Regions from separate parts of the Homo sapiens genome. Here region 1 is linked to region 2. The links are chromatin contacts, found by Hi-C or POLR2A ChIA-PET in ENCODE. All regions are on one chromosome and are shown on one strand. Each heading gives the region's core, a stretch centred on a gene start or an enhancer-like site at or near the end of the contact. The rest is flanking DNA. Distances are from core to core; before and after follow the strand shown. Region 1 holds the start of YJU2B (YJU2 splicing factor homolog B). Region 2 overlaps NANOS3 (nanos C2HC-type zinc finger 3).

The links. Hi-C counts contacts between places; a loop is a spot of excess contacts on that map. ChIA-PET counts read pairs that join two places held with the same protein, here RNA polymerase II (POLR2A). Pooled maps may share reads with other maps.
Region 1: a pooled map shows a loop between it and region 2 (3-fold over the local background). The contact joins the promoter of YJU2B here to the enhancer-like site in region 2. A Hi-C loop is called at or near these places in 5 of 50 pooled maps. POLR2A ChIA-PET finds 5 or more read pairs at or near these places in 7 of 52 experiments (A549, AG04450, B cell and 4 more).

The regions. Positions count from the first base shown.
Region 1 is chr19:13,745,471-13,749,846 of GRCh38, reverse strand. It overlaps YJU2B (YJU2 splicing factor homolog B), which reads right to left and starts at 1,952. Exons shown (of 10, transcript NM_030818.4): 1 at 1,893-1,952. RefSeq lists a silencer at 1,662-1,971.
Region 2 is chr19:13,878,988-13,883,439 of GRCh38, reverse strand. It overlaps NANOS3 (nanos C2HC-type zinc finger 3), which reads right to left. Exons shown (of 2, transcript NM_001098622.3): 2 at 2,683-2,998. The coding sequence ends at 2,937. BRME1 (break repair meiotic recombinase recruitment factor 1) reads left to right here. Exons shown (of 9, transcript NM_001345843.2): 8 at 40-132; 9 at 488-1,092. The coding sequence ends at 638. Among named protein-coding and RNA genes, the nearest start is that of NANOS3, 4.1 kb to the right of the region's middle. RefSeq lists enhancers at 1-516, 1,342-1,491, 2,082-2,171, 3,295-3,444. Within about 2 kb of position 2,604, at least 17 of the 41 ENCODE cell types and tissues checked have a DNase peak (open chromatin) inside an H3K27ac peak, as active enhancers do.

The DNA of each region.
Region 1 (4,376 bases), core at 703-3,202, 130 kb after region 2:
CCTGGCAAACACAGTGAAACCCCGTCTCTACTAAAAAATACAAAAAATTAGCTGGGCGTGGTGGCGGGTGCCTGTAGTCCCAGCTACTCGGGAGGCTGAGGCAGGAGAATGGCGTGAACCCGGGAGGCGGAGCTTGCAGTGAGCAAAGATTGCGCCACCACACTCCAGCCTGGGCGATAGAGCGAGACTCCATCTCAAAAAAAAAAAAAAAAAAGAAAGAAGTTCTAGTTTACACTAAAGAGAGACTCTGTGAAGCAGTGAAGGGTATTCTAGAACAGAGATTGGCAAAGTTTCTCTGTCAAGGGCCAGAAAATAAGTATTTCTAGCTTTTTAGGCCAGATTATCTCTGCCCCAACAACTCAACTCTGCTTTCATAGCTAGAAATCAGTCCCAAACAATATATAAATGAACGGGCGTAGCTGCATGCCAATATAAATTTTATTGATGGACACAGAAATTTGAATTTCACATAATCGTCATGTCACAAAGTATTATTCTTTTGATTTTTCCCCAACTACTAGAAAATTTAAAACCATTCTTGGGGGCCGGACTCGGTGGCTCACGCCTGTAATCCCAGCACTTTGGGAGGCTGAGGCAGGTGGATCACTTGAGGTCAGGAGTTCAAGACCGGCCTGGCCAACATGGTGAAACCCTGTCTCTACTAAAAATACAAAAATTGGCCAGGCCTGGTGGCGTACGCCTGTAATCCCAGCTACTGGAGAGGCTGAGGCAGGAGAATCGCTTGAATCTGGGAGGCGGAGGTTGCAGTGAACCGAGATCACGCCACTGCACTCCATCCAAGGTGACAAGAGTGAGATTCTGTCTCCAACAAAAAGAAAGAAAGAAGCTGATGGAAGAGCTTCTGATGGAGTGGGAGTGGTGTAGTGAGGTGGTGAGGCAGTGGTGCAAAGTCCCGGATATAAACTGTTCTACCCTCACCTTAGTCTTGTATCCTCCAACTATAAAGTGTGTCCTTTAGATTGGATTATTCCAAGGTCCCTTCCAACCTAAAAATACTTTTGCCAACAAAATAGCTAAGTGCCCCTTGAGGCGTTAGGGGACACGGCTCCCTGGGCTTGAATCCCAGCTCCACTCCTCATCAGCTGGGTGACCTTGGTCAGTGACTGCGCTTCCCTGGGCTTGTATTTCGTCACCGGTAAAGGGCGAATGACGACGACAAGACTGACTTTCTGGGGATGCTGTGAATCAACTAACCCACGGGAAGAGCCTGCAAAGAGCAAATACTCCGTTTACAGGAGCTCGAGGGTGTGTGTGTGTCTTAAGATGGTTTTGTTACCCCAGTAAATGGCAGACGGGGCTATCGGGTGGGCGTGTAGATATCTCCGGTCCTTGGTGCAAAAGTAATTACCGACCCTGTTTGTCCTGGGCTTACGGCTTGGGCTCGGAGCTCCACCCTGCTGCTTCCTATCTGCTTGACTTGGGGCAAATTGTTTTCTCTCTCTAAGCCTCATTTTCCTTATGTGTAAAAATGGCTGGTTAAGGCATTCAGGGCAGCGCCTGACGCCGAGTTAAACGTTTGGCAGTTTAGTCATTTCTGCTGCTCACGGTTTTACAAGAATCATTTTTATAAAATCTGGTGAGATAGGGACTTATTGGTCCCATTTTCCCGATGCAAAAACCCAGGACCCTTCAGGCATAATATGGATCCGGGCTAGGATGGGACCGGGTCCCGGGCACTTGGGTCAGAGGTCTCAGCTGGGGCCTCAGGGACTTTGGTCCTGGCTGGGACCTGGGCCGGCTCCGGGCATCTAAATCGGGTCCTCAGCTCCGCGTCCCCCGACGCGGAAGGGCGCGCCGGGCAGCTCCGAGGCCAGGGTGAGGCGGCTGCCGGACCCCCGGCCCTCCCCGCTCCTCCGCCCGCCGGCACTTACCTGCCCTCCTCCCGACGTCACGCCCTGACCGTGCCCGGAAGTGCGCGCTGAGAGCGCGGTGAACCTGGGCGCCCTCTCCGCGCCCCCAGGACGCCGGCGTGAGGCGGGGCGAGGCAGCAGCTCCACGCTGATTGGCTGAAGGACGATACGCCAAGCGTTCTGCGACGCCGGAGTGGGCCAATCCAGGAATGCCCCGCCCAACCGCGCTTACGCCAAGAGGCTCCATCCTCTGTCCAGCCCACTACGTGAGGCCCAATCCGAGGCCCGCCTCCTGGCACCGCCCTCCCAGGCGTGCTGTCCTGCGCGCTGCAGCCGGTCAGCGAGGGTGTGGTGGCGGGCCCCTGTAGTCCCAGCTACTTGGGAGGCTGAGGCAAAAGAATTGCTTGAACCCGGGAGGCAGAGGTTGCAAAGAGCCGAGATCGCGCCACTGCACTCCAGCCTGGGCAACAACAGCAAGACTCCGTCTCAAGAAAAATTATTTGCACAGGCAAGGTCTTACTATGTTGCCCCGGCTAGTCTCGAACTCCAGGGCCCAAGCAATCCTCCTGCCTCCCAAAGTGCTGGGATTACAGGCGTGAACCACTGCTCTGTTTTTGCATTTTTAAATAGTTAGGTGGGGGAAAAACTATTTTACGACTTATGAAAATAAAACATTCAAATTTCAGCGTACGTAAATAAAATTTCATTGGAACACAGGGATATGCGCTTTTGTCTGCTGATTGCTTCAAAATAAGGGCACTTGGGGGAACAGCAAATGCAGGGAAGGAGAGGTTTTCTCTGAATTTCTCTTATCTGCCTAAAGACAGAAAGAGGAATGCTTTCCTACGATCTTATTAACTAGGGAAGAGTGAAACCATTCCCAATCATGTATCCTTCTGAGGGCTGCTCTGAGACAACTTTTATTACCTGCAAGACTTTTTTATTTGCTTAACAAGACAGACTTTCTCCATCATACAATTTCTCCCCTTACCCTCCCATAACTTGTGTTACCACCATCCTCCCAGAAGCCCCAAACCCCTATTCTTTTCTTTGATACTTTTTTTTTTTTGAGAGGGAGTCTTGCTCTGTGGTCCAGGCTGGAGTTCAATGGCGTGATCTCAGCTCACTGCGCTCTCCACCTCCCAGGTTCAAGTGATTCTCTTGCCTCAGCCTCCCGAGTAGCTGGGATTACAGGCACCTTCCACCACGCCCGGCTATTTTTTGTATTTTTAGTAGAGATGGGGTTTCACCATGTTGGCCAGACTGGTCTGGAAGTCCCAACCTCAGGTGATCTGCCTGCCTTGGCCTTCCAAAGTGCCTGGATTACAGGCATGAGCCACTGGGCCCAGCCTCTCTGATCCTTTTTGGAGTCTTGTATTTTGTGGGACTCCCCTGCATAGGTACATAATTAAATATGGCTTTTGCCCTGTCTGTTTACATGTCAATTTAATTCGTAGCCCAGCCAAAGAACCTATAAAGGTGAAGGGAAGCCATTTTTCACCTACCTACAAACAGCCGGGCCCATTCATTTATCTATTGTCTATGTCTGCAACAGGGTTGAATTCAGTGGTTGCCACAGAGGAAGAGAGAGCCCAAAGAATCTAAAATATTTACCATCTGGCCTTTTACAGAAGAAGTGGGTGGATACTTCTCTTAGAGCCTTCAGATTAGCCTGGCCCTGCCTTCTGCACAGGTGAATGGCTTTTGAATTTACTTTTTTTTTTTTGAGTCGGAGTCTCACTGTCACTCAGGCTGGAGTGCAGTGGTGTGGTCTCAGCTCACTACACCCTCTGCCTCCCAGGTTCAAGTGAGTCTCCTGCTTCAGCCTCCCAGGTAGCTGGGACTACAGGTGCCCGCCACCATGCCTGGCTAATATTTGTATTTTTAGTAGAGATGGGGTTTCACCATGTTGGCCAGGCTGGTCTCAAACTCCTGACCTCAGATGATCTGCCCGCCTTGGCCTCCCAAAGTGCTGGGATTACAGGCATGAGCCACTGTGCCCAGACTGAATTTACTTTTATGCCTTGTAGGGCCTAACAGAATCTATTTGTTCATTCAACAGCTGAGCTGTTCATTGGACACCTGCTATATGTCTGGTCCTGGGGATTCAGAGAGGAAAGAACACACTCTTTTCTCAGTGATGAAGCAGACACTTCAACTGGCAATTTATCAAAGACAGGGTGAGAAGTGATGACAATATTACTACTATTCCTCCTGATATATATATATATCTATATATATATATATAGATATCTATAGATCTATAGATATCTATATATCTATATCTATCTATCTATCTATCTATCTATCTATCTATCTATCTATCTATGGAGTTTTGCTCTTGTTGCTCAGGCTGGAGAGCAAAGGCACAATCTTGGCTCACCGCAACCTCCACCTTCCTTCCGGGATCAAGCGATTCTCCTGCCTCAGCCCTGGGATTACAGGCATGCGCCACCACACCCAGCTAGTATTTTTAGTAGAGACGGGGTTTCTCCACGTTGGCCA
Region 2 (4,452 bases), core at 1,355-3,854:
GAGGTCGGGCCACTCTCAATTTCCTTCCCTGCTGGCCAGGACCTTCGTGGGGATCCAGGCCTCTGAGGCCTCCAGGATGGAGGATGCCACCAACGTCGTGCGTGGCCTCATCGTTGAGCTCTCCAACCTGAAGTACGGGGTGGGCTTGGACTCACGGCACAGGGTCTGCGGGAGGCCAGTGGGGACTCAGAGGAGCAGGGAGGGACTGAAGTGTGAAGCCCCTAGGTGGGCAGCGAGGGTCAGGCACCTCACTGCTGCTGGGTCCTCACCGTGGCCCCCCTCCCCCGTCCTTTGCAGAACACAGGCTCTGAAGAAAGGCTGCAACAGGCCCAGCCTGTGCTACAACAGGCCCTTTCTGGTTATGTGCACGTGTGTGAGCCGTGTGTGTGCACCTGAGTCATTGGTGACCATGTGGCTGTGAGGCGCGGCCCCCTCTGTCACCTGGTGACCACTGAGCCCCACACGCATGCCTGTGTTTCCCCCACAGCCGGCTGATCATGGGCACCCACCGGGACCTGGAAGCTTTCAAGCGCCTTAACTACCGGAAGACAAAGCTGGGAGGCAAAGCCCCCCTGCCTTACCCTTCCAAGGGGCCTGGGAATATCCCTCGAGGGGACCCACCCTGGAGGGAGTTGTAGGCCACTTTGAGGTCTGTGTTTCCTTTGCCACCCAGCCCCCATGTCCGCAGACCTCCTCCAAGATGCTCCAGGGGGTCCTAGTGGACCCTACAAACCTCCCTTCAGTTGCCCGGAAGTTGGTCTTCCATGGACAACACAAAGGAGGCCGTGAGGTCCTGGCCTCACCTGGCCAGGGTCAAGGTCATTTGCCACCCTTGGCTTCAGGGAGGGAAACTGTGTCTCCCACAGCCCCAGTGACTTCAAGCGGGCCTGGGCTCCAGGAAGCTGGCCACCTCTGAGCAGGGCCCATCCTGTCCGGATTTGCAAATTTTAGGGTCCTGAGCCAAGTATGGATGGTTCAGAATTTGTTTCTTTCCTGGAGGAGAAGAGAGCTCCCTTTGTTTTCTTTCTCCCCATTTCCATTTTATTTCTTCTGGGAAGACCCATAATAAATGATTCTGTAGAGGCCCCGTGACCTGCTGTTTGGGGCTGAGGCTTCAGTTCCTTCACCTTCCGCCCACAAACCTCTCTACCCACTTCCTCCTCCTCGCCCTCTACGAGTTTTATGCCTCAGCTTCCCTGGGAAAGCAAGGGGGGGGCGAATCTCCAGGGGTGGGTGACTGTGTGCCCACATCTGTGTGCAGGCTCTTGAGCATACACGCGGGTCGAAGCCTAAGAGACGCCCTGGGCGATCATCCAGCTGCAGGGTGAGTCCTGCGCTCCGGTGGCTTGGCCCATCCTCCAGGACAAGCTGCCTGTGGGCCCCAGACAGGAAGGAGGCCATCCCAGGAGGTTATGGATGCAAACATGGCTGAAGTCGTGGCATTTCTCATCCCACGCAAGCCTCTCGAGCCAGATGACAGTCCTGTTAGCAACCACAGGGGCTGCTGTCATCCCCAGTTTACAGAAAACAATGCCTCTGTGAAATCTGTCACTGAAAGGCTGACTGGACCTTCGACATCATGAAGCACTCTGTGACTCCTGCACCCCAGCTCCCATGGCTCAGGCGGGGTCCTCCTCCCACCCTGCAGCCTTACACCCTGGAGACCTGATGCAGGAGGGGAGGAAAGAGCAGGGTGGGTTCACACCCAGGTGAGCCCCCTGTCCACCAGGACATGCCCTGGTGTAAGCCCAGTTCCCCGGGTCTCCAGCCCCAGCGGCTCTGCCCTAGGAAACTGTAACTCCATTCCCAGACCCTGGGAGCCGCTGGGATCCTTCTGTTTTCTTTCTCCTCCTCCCCACTTCCCCCTCCACGACCCAGCTGTCTGCAAGAGCCCACCCCCATCCCCAGGGCCTCCGGTTCCAATTTAAGTCTTTTAAGTCGGAAAGCCAAGGGCAGAGGGGACAGCAAAGAGCTCGATTCCTGCTCCCCGCTGCCAGACCACAGGCCTCAGGGCTGGTTTGTGGGACGGGGGCGGGGTAGGAATGTGGACTGCACAGTGGGCGCACTGGCTTCCTGAGCACTGCCACCTGTTGCCCCAACAGGACAAGATCTGGAGGTGGAGGAGGCAGGCAGGGGTGTGGGGATTCCCCCACATGCATTTCCCCCCCGCCCTGCCAGAACAGCCCCATCCTTCTGCTCCTGCCCAAGCCCACCCAGGACATGGTCCCATTCCCTGCCCCCTAAATGTCCCTCCCTTGCTCTAAACTGCCTGGCTTGTCACTGGGGCATCCATGGTGACATAAACATTCACCTTCCTTAGTGATGAGGATGTCGGGGGGGGGGGCTCTGTCTAGTTGTGTGTCAATTTCTTCCTCAAATGAAGCCCCCACCTCCAGTACGGAGCTGGGGGTGGGATGGGAGGAGTCCACCCATCTTGCATGTCAGTGCAGGGGGTGGCTGAAAGACCAAATGTCCACAGAAAGGGTCTCATGATGTCGATCTGGCTTTGAGGTGCCATGAACCCCCCCAGCTACCCCAAGGCACCCACTTGTGTTTCTCTGCACAAAGCAGCTCACCCCAGCACCCCAGGGTGCCGAAACTCAAAGAAGGAGAAGGGGAGATCTAGGTACAGGACTCCCAGCAAGGTTCACACTACACCTTGTCCCAAGACCAGGGCTTGTCTGTTGTTGATCCATTCATAAGCATTTATTGAGGGCTGACTGGATGCCCAGCACTAGGGAAACGGCAGATGGCACAAAGGGTGGGGTCCCCAAGGACAGGGCGATTTCAGCTCTTCCCTTGCCAACCCCGGGTCATCCCCAGGGCTCAATCCCAGGCTGGGGGGAGGGTCTGGGAGTGGGGGCAGTCGTCATAGGGTGGGTCTTCCTGGAAATCCAGCCGAGCCCGGGTGCCCTTGCCCAGGTGTAGGCAGCCTCCTAGGTGGACATGGAGGGAGAGCAGGAGGGCGAAGGCTCAGACTTCCCGGCACCTCTGAAACCTAGTGGAGGGGGAGGGAGAGAAATGCTTAATCACAGGCGATGACTCAACGCTCCCCAAGTTGCCCACGGACTCGGCCTCCGGGCCTGCTGGACCTCTGGCGCCACCCAGGGGCTGCTCCGGAGACAGCGACCCCGTGACGTCTCTGGCTCCGCCGGGCGGCCCCGCTGGGACCCAGAGCCCGAGACAAAGCACAGGAGTTCCGATTCTGCGACTGTGGTGCCCTCTCGTGGCCGCCGTGCTCTGGGGTCCCCGGATCTGTTACTCCCAAAAGTTGTTCATCAGAAAGGCTGGCCGCAGGACACCATCTTCCCTATGTCCTTTTGGCCTCCAGCGTCTCCCAGTGAGACAGCATCAAACCTCACAGGAAACACTATCTTCTCCTGGAGGCAGTCTTTCATGCTTTCTTTTTTTTGTGAGACGGAGTCTCACTCTGTCGCCCAGGCTGGAGTGCAGTGACGTGACCTCAGCTCACTGCGACCTCCACCTCCCGGGTTCTAGCGATTCTCCTGTCTCAGCCCCCCGAGTAGCAGGGATTACAGGCGCATGCCACCATGCCCAGTTAATTTTTTGTATTTTCAGTAGAGACGGGGTTTCACCATGTTGGCCAGGCTGGTCTTGAATTCCTGACCTCAGGTGATCCACCTGCCTCAGCTTCCCCAAGTACTGGGATTACAGGCATGAGCCACCATGACCAGTGCTTTTTTTTTTTTTTAAGACGAGGTCTTGCTGTGTTGCCCAGGCTGCAGTGCAGTGGCACCATCTCAGCTCACTGCAGCCTCTGTCCCCTGGACCCAAGCGATCCTCCCTCGTCAGCCTCCCAAGTAGCTGGGACTACAGGCACACACTACCATGCCCAGCTAATTTTTTGTAGACACTGGGTTTCACCATGTTGCCCTGGCTGGTCTCAAACTCTTGGGCTCAAGCGATCCTCCTGCCTTGGCCTCCCAAAGTATTGGGATTACAGGTGTAAGCCATCACACCTGACCCTTTCATGACTTTAAGAAATGTTCACTGCAAAGCTGCCTGAGAGTAGTTGGGAGGGGTCGTCCTCTCCCAGTCACTATCCTCCAGGAGCTCACAGTCTGCTGGGGGAGGCAGTGCCCAAACACACCTAGTTAGACTGGCCCCTCCTCTGTTAGCTGACTTCCTCAAAGGCAATTTAAGTTGCTAGAACGAGTTTCTCTTTTAAAACCTCACTGGGGGCCAGGCATGGTGGCTCAAGCCTGTAATATCAGCACTTCGGGAGGCTAAGGCGGGTGGATCTCGAGGTCAGGAGTTCAAGACTCAGCCTGGCCAAGATGGTGAAATCCCGTCTGTACTAAAAATACAAAAATTAGCCGTGCGTGGTGGTGGGTGCCTGTAATCCCAGCTACTCGGGAGGCTGAGGTAAGAGAATCGCTTGAACCCGGGAGACAGGTTGCAGTGAGCCAAGATCGCGCCACTGCACTCTAG